Regions from separate parts of the Homo sapiens genome. Here region 2 is linked to region 1. The links are chromatin contacts, found by Hi-C or POLR2A ChIA-PET in ENCODE. All regions are on one chromosome and are shown on one strand. The core of a region is the stretch at or near the end of the contact, and the rest is flanking DNA. Distances in the headings are between cores, read along the strand shown. Region 1 overlaps LINC02966 (long intergenic non-protein coding RNA 2966). Region 2 holds the start of PSD4 (pleckstrin and Sec7 domain containing 4).

The links. Hi-C counts contacts between places; a loop is a spot of excess contacts on that map. ChIA-PET counts read pairs that join two places held with the same protein, here RNA polymerase II (POLR2A). Pooled maps may share reads with other maps.
Region 2: a loop to region 1 is called in a pooled map, with 5 times the contacts of the local background. The contact joins the promoter of PSD4 here to the enhancer-like site in region 1. A Hi-C loop is called at or near these places in 6 of 50 pooled maps. POLR2A ChIA-PET finds 5 or more read pairs at or near these places in 5 of 52 experiments (AG04450, CD4-positive, alpha-beta T cell, H1 and 2 more).

The regions. Positions count from the first base shown.
Region 1 is chr2:113,388,045-113,392,857 of GRCh38, forward strand. The region is part of intron 2 of LINC02966 (long intergenic non-protein coding RNA 2966); the gene reads left to right. Among named protein-coding and RNA genes, the nearest start is that of ZNG1B, 47 kb to the right of the region's middle. Within about 2 kb of position 2,532, at least 3 of the 41 ENCODE cell types and tissues checked have a DNase peak (open chromatin) inside an H3K27ac peak, as active enhancers do.
Region 2 is chr2:113,171,337-113,176,124 of GRCh38, forward strand. It overlaps PSD4 (pleckstrin and Sec7 domain containing 4), which reads left to right and starts at 2,635. Exons shown (of 17, transcript NM_012455.3): 1 at 2,635-2,718. It overlaps LOC124907872 (a long non-coding RNA gene), which reads right to left and starts at 4,432. Exons shown (of 2, transcript XR_007087197.1): 1 at 3,934-4,432; 2 at 12-689. RefSeq lists enhancers at 977-1,477, 1,478-1,978, 2,208-2,277, 2,328-2,497, 3,118-3,207.

The sequences.
Region 1 (4,813 bases), core at 1,282-3,781:
CTGCTTCTTCCAGAGAGGAGGAGTGCTGTGTCCTCACAAGGCAGGAGACCGAAGGGCAAAAGGATTCTAACTTCCTCCGTCATGCCTTTTTCTAAGCAAATCTAATCCTATTCATGACAGCAGAGCCCTCATAGCCTAATCACCTCCAAAAGGCCCCACCTCTTAATACTATCATATTTGTAATATTTGATTCCTGGAGGGGATGCATTCAAACCATAGCAGATGCTCATGAAACTGGAAACAGTGGCTAATGCCGAGAAAGAAGCTGAGGATCTGGGAAGTCTTACTTGTGGATTTTACGTTATATGTTCCATTCCCACATGTAAATAAATGAGTTAATTGAAATGGAAGAAAATAAAGAAAGATGGAGAATTGCGACATGGAACAATGGACAGCAGTCATAACATAATGGGTGAAAACAAAGCTCAAGTACATGAGGATGATTATATCTTTAATGGTATCTTGAAGCTCTCAGAGATCATCAAGTCTTGACTTCTATGTTAAAAAAGAAAGAAAACTGATGACCCATATTTCAACTGAGGCATGTGACATTTCTGCTCTACTCAGCACTCCTCACTTATCTAACAAAAATTCATTACGGCTTCTTATGTTCCAGGCACCGGGCTAGGTGTTTAAGGAAAACAGAGGGAGGAAATAAAAATGTTTATAAAACGGCTTTTGTCCTCAACAGCTCACAGGGCAGACAGACCCTGACAGAATAGAGACCTCATGAAGAGTGGAGATGGGAAGGGCATTCTCTCCACACGCATCCCTGTCCCACCTCGGAGATTTCCTCCTCAGAACGCTCCCTCTTACTGCTTTCCTGTCTCACTCTTTCAAGCTCTCGGTTTAGAAGGTGTTTCCTTAGAGCACCCTTGCTGACCTCTCAAGTCTGGTGAAAGGCCCTTCTCACTGGTGCCTGGATGCCCTGTGTACTCCTGTCATGCACACAACATAGCATAGTAAAATGCCTGGCGTGTGTGTTTGTCTTTTCAATACTCTGAGCTCTGCTCATTGGCAAATCTCAGGACATAGCACAAGCTGTGGCCCCTAAATGTTAACTGAATGAACGAACGGAATCACTGGTGTCTCTTTAGCTTGAAGAATAGAAAGCCCTTGTAGGACAAAGAAGATTGGGAGAAATGTGAAGTCTGGTGTGGACTCTGTCAGAAGGCAGAACTGAACCAATGGATGGACTTAGAGAGACTTCGGTTTCACATCAGGAATGATATCATAGTCAGAACTCACGACACACATAATAGGTTAGATGAGGGAGGAGGGAGTCCTTCATTGCAGGAGTTTTTAAGGTGAATACAAGAAATGGGAGGCATTCGGCCTGGCGCAGTGGCTCACGCCTGTTAATCCCAGCACTTTGGGAGGCCAAGGCGGGTGGATCACAAGGTCAGGAGTCGAGACCAGCCTGGTCAAGATGGTGAAACCCCATCTCCACTAAAATACAAAAATTAGCCGGGTGCGGTGACGGGCACCTGTAATCCCAGCTACTTGGGAGGCTGAGGCAGAAGAATCACTTGAACCCGGGAGGCAGAGGTTGCAGCAAGCCAAGTTTGAGCTACTGCACTCTAGCCTGGGTGACAGAGCAAGACTCCATCTAAAAAAAAAAAAAGAAATGGGAGGCACTGAGTTTCTGGCTCAGTTTGCTGATGCCAGAAACACAGAGATGACTGGTAAGTAAAATCCACTAGAAAGTGCATGACAGGTTTCTTTTTCCTTATATTTTTCTTTTTTAAATACAAAAGTAATACCAGTCCACTGAAAATTTGAAAAGTATATGGCATTAAAAAGAGAAAAATAACATCTGATAATCCAACAAGATAAACTCTCTAAAATTTCTTTTCTCTTTTTAAATGAATATGTTAAGCTTGAAATATAATTTTAAATTTATCTTGATGTTTTACTCAACAATGTAGAAGCATCTTTTATGTCATTATTTTAAGTCACAACCACTTTTAGTGATGATGATTAAAAGAACCATTTGCTTTTTCCTTACTGTCCCGTTTTTAGATTTTTGGCTAGTGTCTAATTTTTCCCTGTTATAAATAATGCTGAGATGAACAGAACATGTAGAGTTCTAATAATTTGCAAGTGAATAGCATATGAAAAACATGAGCAAAAATTTTGCAGTCATAATGACTCAACACAAGTTTTAAATAAATTACTTTCGTTTTGAGCATTCATTCTTAAATATGTTATAGGAAGTAAGTAAGAAGCATTCCTTACTCCTTATTTTGTTTATAAATTAGTGATGAATTGGAAAGGGTAGCTTGCCCCTGGAATTCTCTGATAAGCACAGGTGATGAGGAAAATGGAGAAATCCAAGAATTCCTTTGTCTTTCCTTAAAAGTAGTCAGCTTTAAGTGCAGGGCAGGCGTGCCCTCTAGCGGCCAAATAAAAAATAAAGAAATACAGGAAACCTTCAGCCACGTAACAATCGCACGTCCCCATCTAGTGGCTAACCTGTGTAAATGCAGTTTTTCTAATCACAATAGCGAATGTTACTTGATTTACATTTGTCTCATGAGGTGAAGAACTGGGAGGAATCTTTGAGATCACGTATTTCAACTTCCTCATTTGCAAAGGAAATAAAACAAGGTTTAGAATAGGAAAGTGACTTGCTCAAGTCCACAAAGACGTTACAAACTGAGCTTAGAATAGAACTCTGGTTTCCTGATGCCCTGATTAATGTTTCCTGCTGGCTCAGCCCTAATCCAGACGCTGCAACTATGTCTCTATTTTCCCCTCATCACACTCTTTGGACCTAGCGAGTGTGCATGTGTGTGTTTGTATGGAACTAGGAGGGTGGGCATTACAAGTCCTTCCTTGCGGCCAGGCGCTGTGGCCCAAGTCTATAATCCCAGCACTTTGGGAGGCCAAGGCGGGCGGATCACGAGGTCATGAGAGCGAGATCATCCAGGCCAACATGGTGAAACCCCGTCTCTACTAAAAATACAAAAATTAGCTGGGTGTGGTAGCACGCACCCGTAGTCCCAGCTACTCGGGAGGCTGAGGCAGGAGAATCGCTTGAACCCGGGAGGCGAGGTTGCAGTGAGCTGAGATCACTGCCACTGCACTCCAGCTTGGGCGACAGAGTGAGACTCCATCTCAAAAAAAAAAAAAAAAGTCCTTCCTTGCTAACAATATGAGCCTCATAGAAATAATTTGCTACCCTCAAATGTGCACCACGCAATTTCCCTAGCTACACCCTGTCTCCAACGTGCCCTTGTTCTGGGGCTGCCACACTCATAACCTGTTGCTGCAGACTTGCACAGTCTTTCCCATGGAGAATGAGCCCAGCATCACCTCAGCAGGGCTGCTGCTACTTTGTTTTTACTGGGACTGCAGAAGTGCTTCTCAGAGTCAGGATTTCTCAAAATTAGGTATGCATTTATTTCTCATACCTCTAGATACTGAAAATTTCATCGTGTAACTTCTTTTTTTAAAATTTATTATTATTATACTTTAAGTTTTAGGGTACTTGTGCACAATGTGCAGGTTAGTTACATATGTATACATGTGCCATGCTGGCGCGCTGCACCCACTAACTCGTCATCTAGCATTAGGTATATCTCCCAATGCTATCCCTCCCCCCTCCCCCCACCCCACAACAGTCCCCAGAGTGTGATGTTCCCCTTCCTGTGTCCATGTGTTCTCATTGTTCAATTCCCACCTATGAGTGAGAATATGCGGTGTTTGGTTTTTTGTCCTTGCGATAGTTTACTGAGAATGATGGTTTCCAGCTTCATCCATGTCCCTACAAAGGACATGAACTCATCATTTTTTATGGCTGCATAGTATTCCATGGTGTATATGTGCCACATTTTCTTAATCCAGTCTATCATTGTTGGACATTTGGGTTGGTTCCAAGTCTTTGCTATTGTGAATAATGCCGCAATAAACATACGTGTGCATGTGTCTTTATAGCAGCATGATTTATAGTCCTTTGGGTATATACCCAGTAATGGGATGGCTGGGTCAAATGGTATTTCTAGTTCTAGATCCCTGAGGAATCACCACACTGACTTCCACAATGGTTGAACTAGTTTACAGTCCCACCAACAGTGTAAAACTGTTCCTATTTCTCCACATCCTCTCCAGCACCTGTTGTTTCCTGACTTTTTGATGATTGCCATTCTAACTGGTGTGAGATGGTATCTCATTGTGGTTTTGATTTGCATTTCTCTGATGGCCAGTGATGGTGAGCATTTTTCATGTGTTTTTTTGACTGCATAAATGTCTTCTTTTGAGAAGTGTCTGTTCATGTCCTTCGCCCACTTTTTGATGGGGTTGTTTGTTTTTTTCTTGTAAATTTGTTTGAGTTCATCGTAGATTCTGGATATTAGCCCTTTGTCAGATGAGTAGGTTGTGAAAATTTTCTCCCGTTTTGTAGGTTGCCTGTTCAATCTGATGGTAGTTTCTTTTGCTGTGCAGAAGCTCTTTAGTTTAATTAGATCCCATTTGTCAATTTTGGCTTTTGTTGCCATTGCTTTTGGTGTTTTAGACATGAAGTCCTTGCCCATGCCTATGTCCTGAATGGTAATGCCTAGGTTTTCTTCTAGGGTTTTTATGGTTTTAGGTCTAACGTTTAAGTCTTTAATCCATCTTGAATTAATTTTTGTATAAGATGTAAGGAAGGGATCCAGTTTCAGCTTTCTACATATGGCTAGCCAGTTTTCCCAGCACCATTTGTTAAATAGGGAATCCTTTCCCCATTGCTTGTTTTTCTCAGGTTTGTCAAAGATCAGATAGTTGTAGATAGGTGGCGTTATTTCTGAGGGCTCTGTTCTGTTCCATTTAT
Region 2 (4,788 bases), core at 1,385-3,884, 220 kb before region 1:
TTATGATAAAGTTTGATTCATAAGTCCGATTGTTTATTTTCTTTCTCTGTCAGTAGACTGGAAGCTCCCTGAGAACAGGAGTTGTTCTGCAGTAGACAGGCCTATGCAAACCTACCCCAAAGTCTGAGGAAGTTGAGAAGTTGAAGAAAGAGGCTGAGAAAGCTAGGGGACTTTCCAACAGAAGCCATGTAGGTGTCTCAGGCGGCAATGAGATGAGATGGTGGATCCCCGCATTAGCACCCAAACCCAGGGCTCATATACCATAGGGTAGGAGTGGTTCAGATGGGATTTATAAGACAATTGAAGTGTGATATCATCAAGGTTGTTTGACCTACGAGTAGCACTTACGGACTTACAGTAAGTATCTGCTCTTACACAGGAAACAATAGATAAACTGGAAATTGTAGAGGCCCTGCCTTGGAACTGGGGTCACTCAGTTAAGTCAATGTGGCAGGTTAGCTTCCAAGATGGAGTTGCTTCAGCTTCCACAGGGGTCATGTGTTTTATTCCTGATAGGTCAGCGGCTTGTAGCATAGAGCCTGCACAGAGCAGGTGCTGACTTTGAGCCTTGGCCATGTTCCGGAGACACCCCTAGCGGCTGGGGCCCAGAGTGGAGGGTTTGCATTTAGGTCTTGGTGACTTCAGGTTTCTGACTTACCCAGCTTGATGGAGAGAGAGAGTTGTAAAACCTGAAATATATGAGGAAGAAGAGCTTGGAGAAGAGAAGGAACCAGGTTTGCCTTATAAACATTGAGTTTGAAGTGCTGGTGAGATAAGCATGTCCCCAACATTTGCCAGCCCTGGGAAGTGGAGAGTGGAGGACCCCATCTGATATGTCCAAATACATGAAAGTTAAGACTAAAGCTCACAAACTGTCATATAAAATGTGTCCTGCCGGGTGCGGTGGCTCACGCCTGTAATCTAGCACTATGGGAGGCCGAGGCGGGCGGATCACCTGAGGTTGGGAGTTCGAGACCAGCCTCGCCAACATGGAGAAACCCCGTCTCTACTAAAAATACAAAATTAGTCGGGCGTGGTGGCGCATGCCTGTAATCCCAGCTACTTGGGAGTCTGAGGCAGGAGAATCACTTGAACCTGGGAGGTGGAGGTTGTGGTGAGCCTAGATGGCATCACTGTACTCCAGCCTGGGCAACAAGAGCGAAACTTGGTCTCAAAAAAAAAAAAAGTGTCTATTCTCCTAATTCTCCTACCTCCCACTTTCATCATGGCCTGGAGCTCCAGGTTTGAAGGAGGATTCTTAGCCGCCTCTGAATGTTGCTGCCACAGCACAGCCCACCCCAGCCTTTGGCCCACGCCACAGCTCCACCTCCCTTTCTCTTCCCCACCCTGCTCTGTATCACACGTGCATGTGGGTGGGTGACCTGCCCAAAGGTTTGAGCTCTCTCTACCTGCTCCCGTCTCTGCTATCAGGACTCTTGCCAGCGCTTCACCCAGTCTCAGGCTGCATAGGGCAGCGGTGCTGTGTGCCCACATGGGGAGGAGGCCATTTGGGCCCCAGAAGTGGAGAGTCTCGGGATCTGGGGCACGCAGAGTGTGGTGGAGAAGCAGGGTGCACGGGCTCCATGTTGGTATGTTCCTGTGGACTCTGTACCCTGCAGGGAGGGGTGCGGCTGTAGGTGAGCTAGAGCCCGACCCTCTCAACTCTGGGTCAGGGTGGCTGGTCCCCACTGCTGTGTGGACATGCAAGTGAGGGAGTCTCTGGGTCAGCTGGAATCATGAAGACGAGAGTTCAGGGAGGGTGGGAGTGGTGGAGCCTCAGCAGAGAAGTTGACGGTCATTGATGTTGAGGAAGTAGATTGTGTGGAGGGAGGAGAATGGCATGGTGTTTGCGCTCCCCACCAGCCTCACTTACACTTGTGGACACTGCGGCCGGTGTCCTGAGGACGTGTGTTGGGAATTCAGCCACGGGGAATGGAGGTCCCTTGGTTCATATAGTCACAGGCTCTGTATTCTAACCCCAGCTTTGTAATTTTCCAGCTGTGCAACCCTGGGCAGTGGCTTAGCATCTCTGAGCTTGCCTCCAGATCCGGATCTGTATGATGGGGTTATTAATGCTTCATAAAGTAGGTGTGAGGAGGGATTGAGGTACTATTGGGAGAAACTTTGTAACTAAAAGGCAATTGTATCATTTGCATTATTACCAGTGACATGAGACATAGTCACACAAAAATTGAAATGTCATTTGTTTTAAAACCAGAAATTGCCCAACTTAGGGCCCTCCTGTCTCTCACTGGGTGCCCTGCAGGGGACCAAGAGCCAGAGCAAGACTGAGAACCTGGGGCAGAAGCGCAGGGAGGAAGGAGGTGGGGCCTGCTTACCAACCAGGCCTCGGCCCCTTCCCCTTTCAATCCCAGGCCCCTGCATGGCAGGGAGAGGCCAGTTCCACCATGGCAGGTTCTTTCTAGGCTGGTGTGCAGGGTGGGGGCCTCCAAGGAGCAGGGGCATGGGGAAAGGGGCTGCAGGCGCTGGGCCTAGGAAGAGAGGCTCTTATCTTGTGGGCAGGAAGTGTGAGGTGTTGAGCAGCTAGGGAACCCTGGGGAGGCGGCGGGGAGCAGGAGGGGTGTGTGTTGTGGTGAGGAGGAGCGGAAGTCGGAAGCTCCAGCCGTCACAGCCACATTCACTGGGCAAGCCGACTGTGAGCCAGGAAGTGCTCTTGGGGAGCCCAGGCCAAGCCATCCATTCTTGGGTCCTTTGGAGGTGAGCTAAGTGGGTCTGCCTAGGTTGGGGCTGGTGGAACCTGTGGGAGCAGGGAATGTGGAGAGTCACATGTGGGTCCTTGTGGCAGGGGCTGGGGCAGGTGGGCAGGGGAGAGGCGAGGGCTCTGGCAGTGCCGTGTGCACCTGCCATGAGCCTGGGCTAGGCTAGGCCCCTCCTTCCCCCTTCCTGCTCTGTGTCCCGTCCCCCTCCTCCCTCAGCCTACCCCTCCTCATCTGACCCTTCTCTGATTCCCTGCCCTGGCCCCACGGACCTCTGTTGTTTCCCTTCCCTGGCTCCCCGCAGAGCCTCTGGAGGTCTGCAATAGTGAAGGGTGAAGGAAGCTCCTTGCTAATCCTCTTGTGAGTGTCACTGCGTCCCCAGTGACTGCTCTGGCTGAGTACCCAGTGGGGGCTTTTGTGGCCAAAGGTCCCAAGTGATTCTCGACCCTAGACTCTGGAGAGAGGGAGTCTGGAAGGCCTGGGTTTGGGGTGGGGGTGGCTCTGGGTGTGGTTGCTGCAGGAGCTCAGAGTCAACTTGGCCATCAGGGGGCTCCCAGCTTCATCTTGCCTTCCAGGACCATCCTGGAGAAGCTCGAGGAGAGGTAAGGGGACCCTCCTTACTGGTTTAGCTCTGGCTTAGGCCTGTTGTCCTGATGGGCAACAGGAACCACTGAACTCTCAAAGTGTGCCTGTGTAGGAAACTAAGGCCCACTGTAGTCATTATTGTTATAGTGAAGGTAGCTGCATGGAGGGAAAGTCCCCTGACACTGCCATTCCCCCCTTATTCCAGGGCCTAAAATTCCACAGTTGAAGTCACTCCTCTGCTAGAATGCAGGGAAGGGTGGCCTGTCATTAGCTGATGATAAATACTCCTCCGTTCATTGGACCTTGGACCAGCTTTAAAAAGTGGTCCCCAAGCAGGCCTGTCTCCCAGCTGCCTAGGACTCTAGAGCATCCCGTGGCCCCCTCCTCCTACAGACAAGGAACCGCCTAGCATGGGGATCAGAACACAGGCTGCTGAGCTCTTTGTTGGGGAAGGGGGAGAGACCCACAGAAGGGGTGAGGGATGTGGGGTGAGAGGACCCAGGGAGGAGAGGCCCAGCCTGGCCCCAGCCCCCTAGGGGTCTTTGTCCTCCCCAGGCAGCAGCTGTACTGGGTCCCCTTTGTCATTCTGTCCCTACCCCCGTGATCTCTCCCCTGGATACTCTCTGCCTACCTCAGACCGCCATCCTCTGCTCCCTTCCTGAGCCTCTGCTGGCCTCACCACAGGCCTTCAGTAGCACTGTCTTCTCTCTCTCTCTCTCTCTCTGTGTGTGTGTGTGTGCGTGCAAATTTGCATGATGGCTCTTTCTGTGTGGGCAGGATGTGGGGCCTTCTCGAGTCATTTCTCTCACGGTGCTTCAGACCCCAGGTTCAGACAGAGGCCTCTGTCCTGCAGCTCCAGGCCAGGGAGTTCCACTCATGGTTCCTGCCTGCAGCAACATCTGTAATTCGGCAGCTTCTCGGGCTGCAGAGGGACAGGACAGGTCACCTCCTAAGTCCTTGGACCGGCCAGAAGCCTTCATACCTTTTCCATAGGAGGGAAAACATTTCCAGGGTAAAAGGAGGGAGCGTTTGCTTGCTGAGTCTGGAAGCTCAAAAAGGGAAACAGAGACAGGCACCCTCCGGATGAAGGTTCAGGGCTGACTCCTTGAGGAGGCTGAGAGCTGAGCCTGACCAGGAGGGCTATTTGTTTGTTTTTGTTAATTTTGGCTTCTCTAAATGGACAGCAAAACAACAAAATTAAACTGAGCAGGACACGGTATTTCCTGAGCACCCACCAAGGGCCAGGCCCAGCACTCAGACCCATTCCAACTTTACAACAAACCTGTGAAGTATAGCTTTATTGGGTCTTGGTTCCTTATTTTACAGAAAAGGAACCAGGTGGAGTTTTTCACCCAGAGCCACATGGCTTGTCAGCTGTAGAGTTAGGATGGGATTCTGCTCTGCATTCTTCACTATGACCCTGAAGTGGGCAAAGGAGGGTGGTCAGTGCAGGGCACCCAAGGCCATCACCTTCCTACTCAGGGCA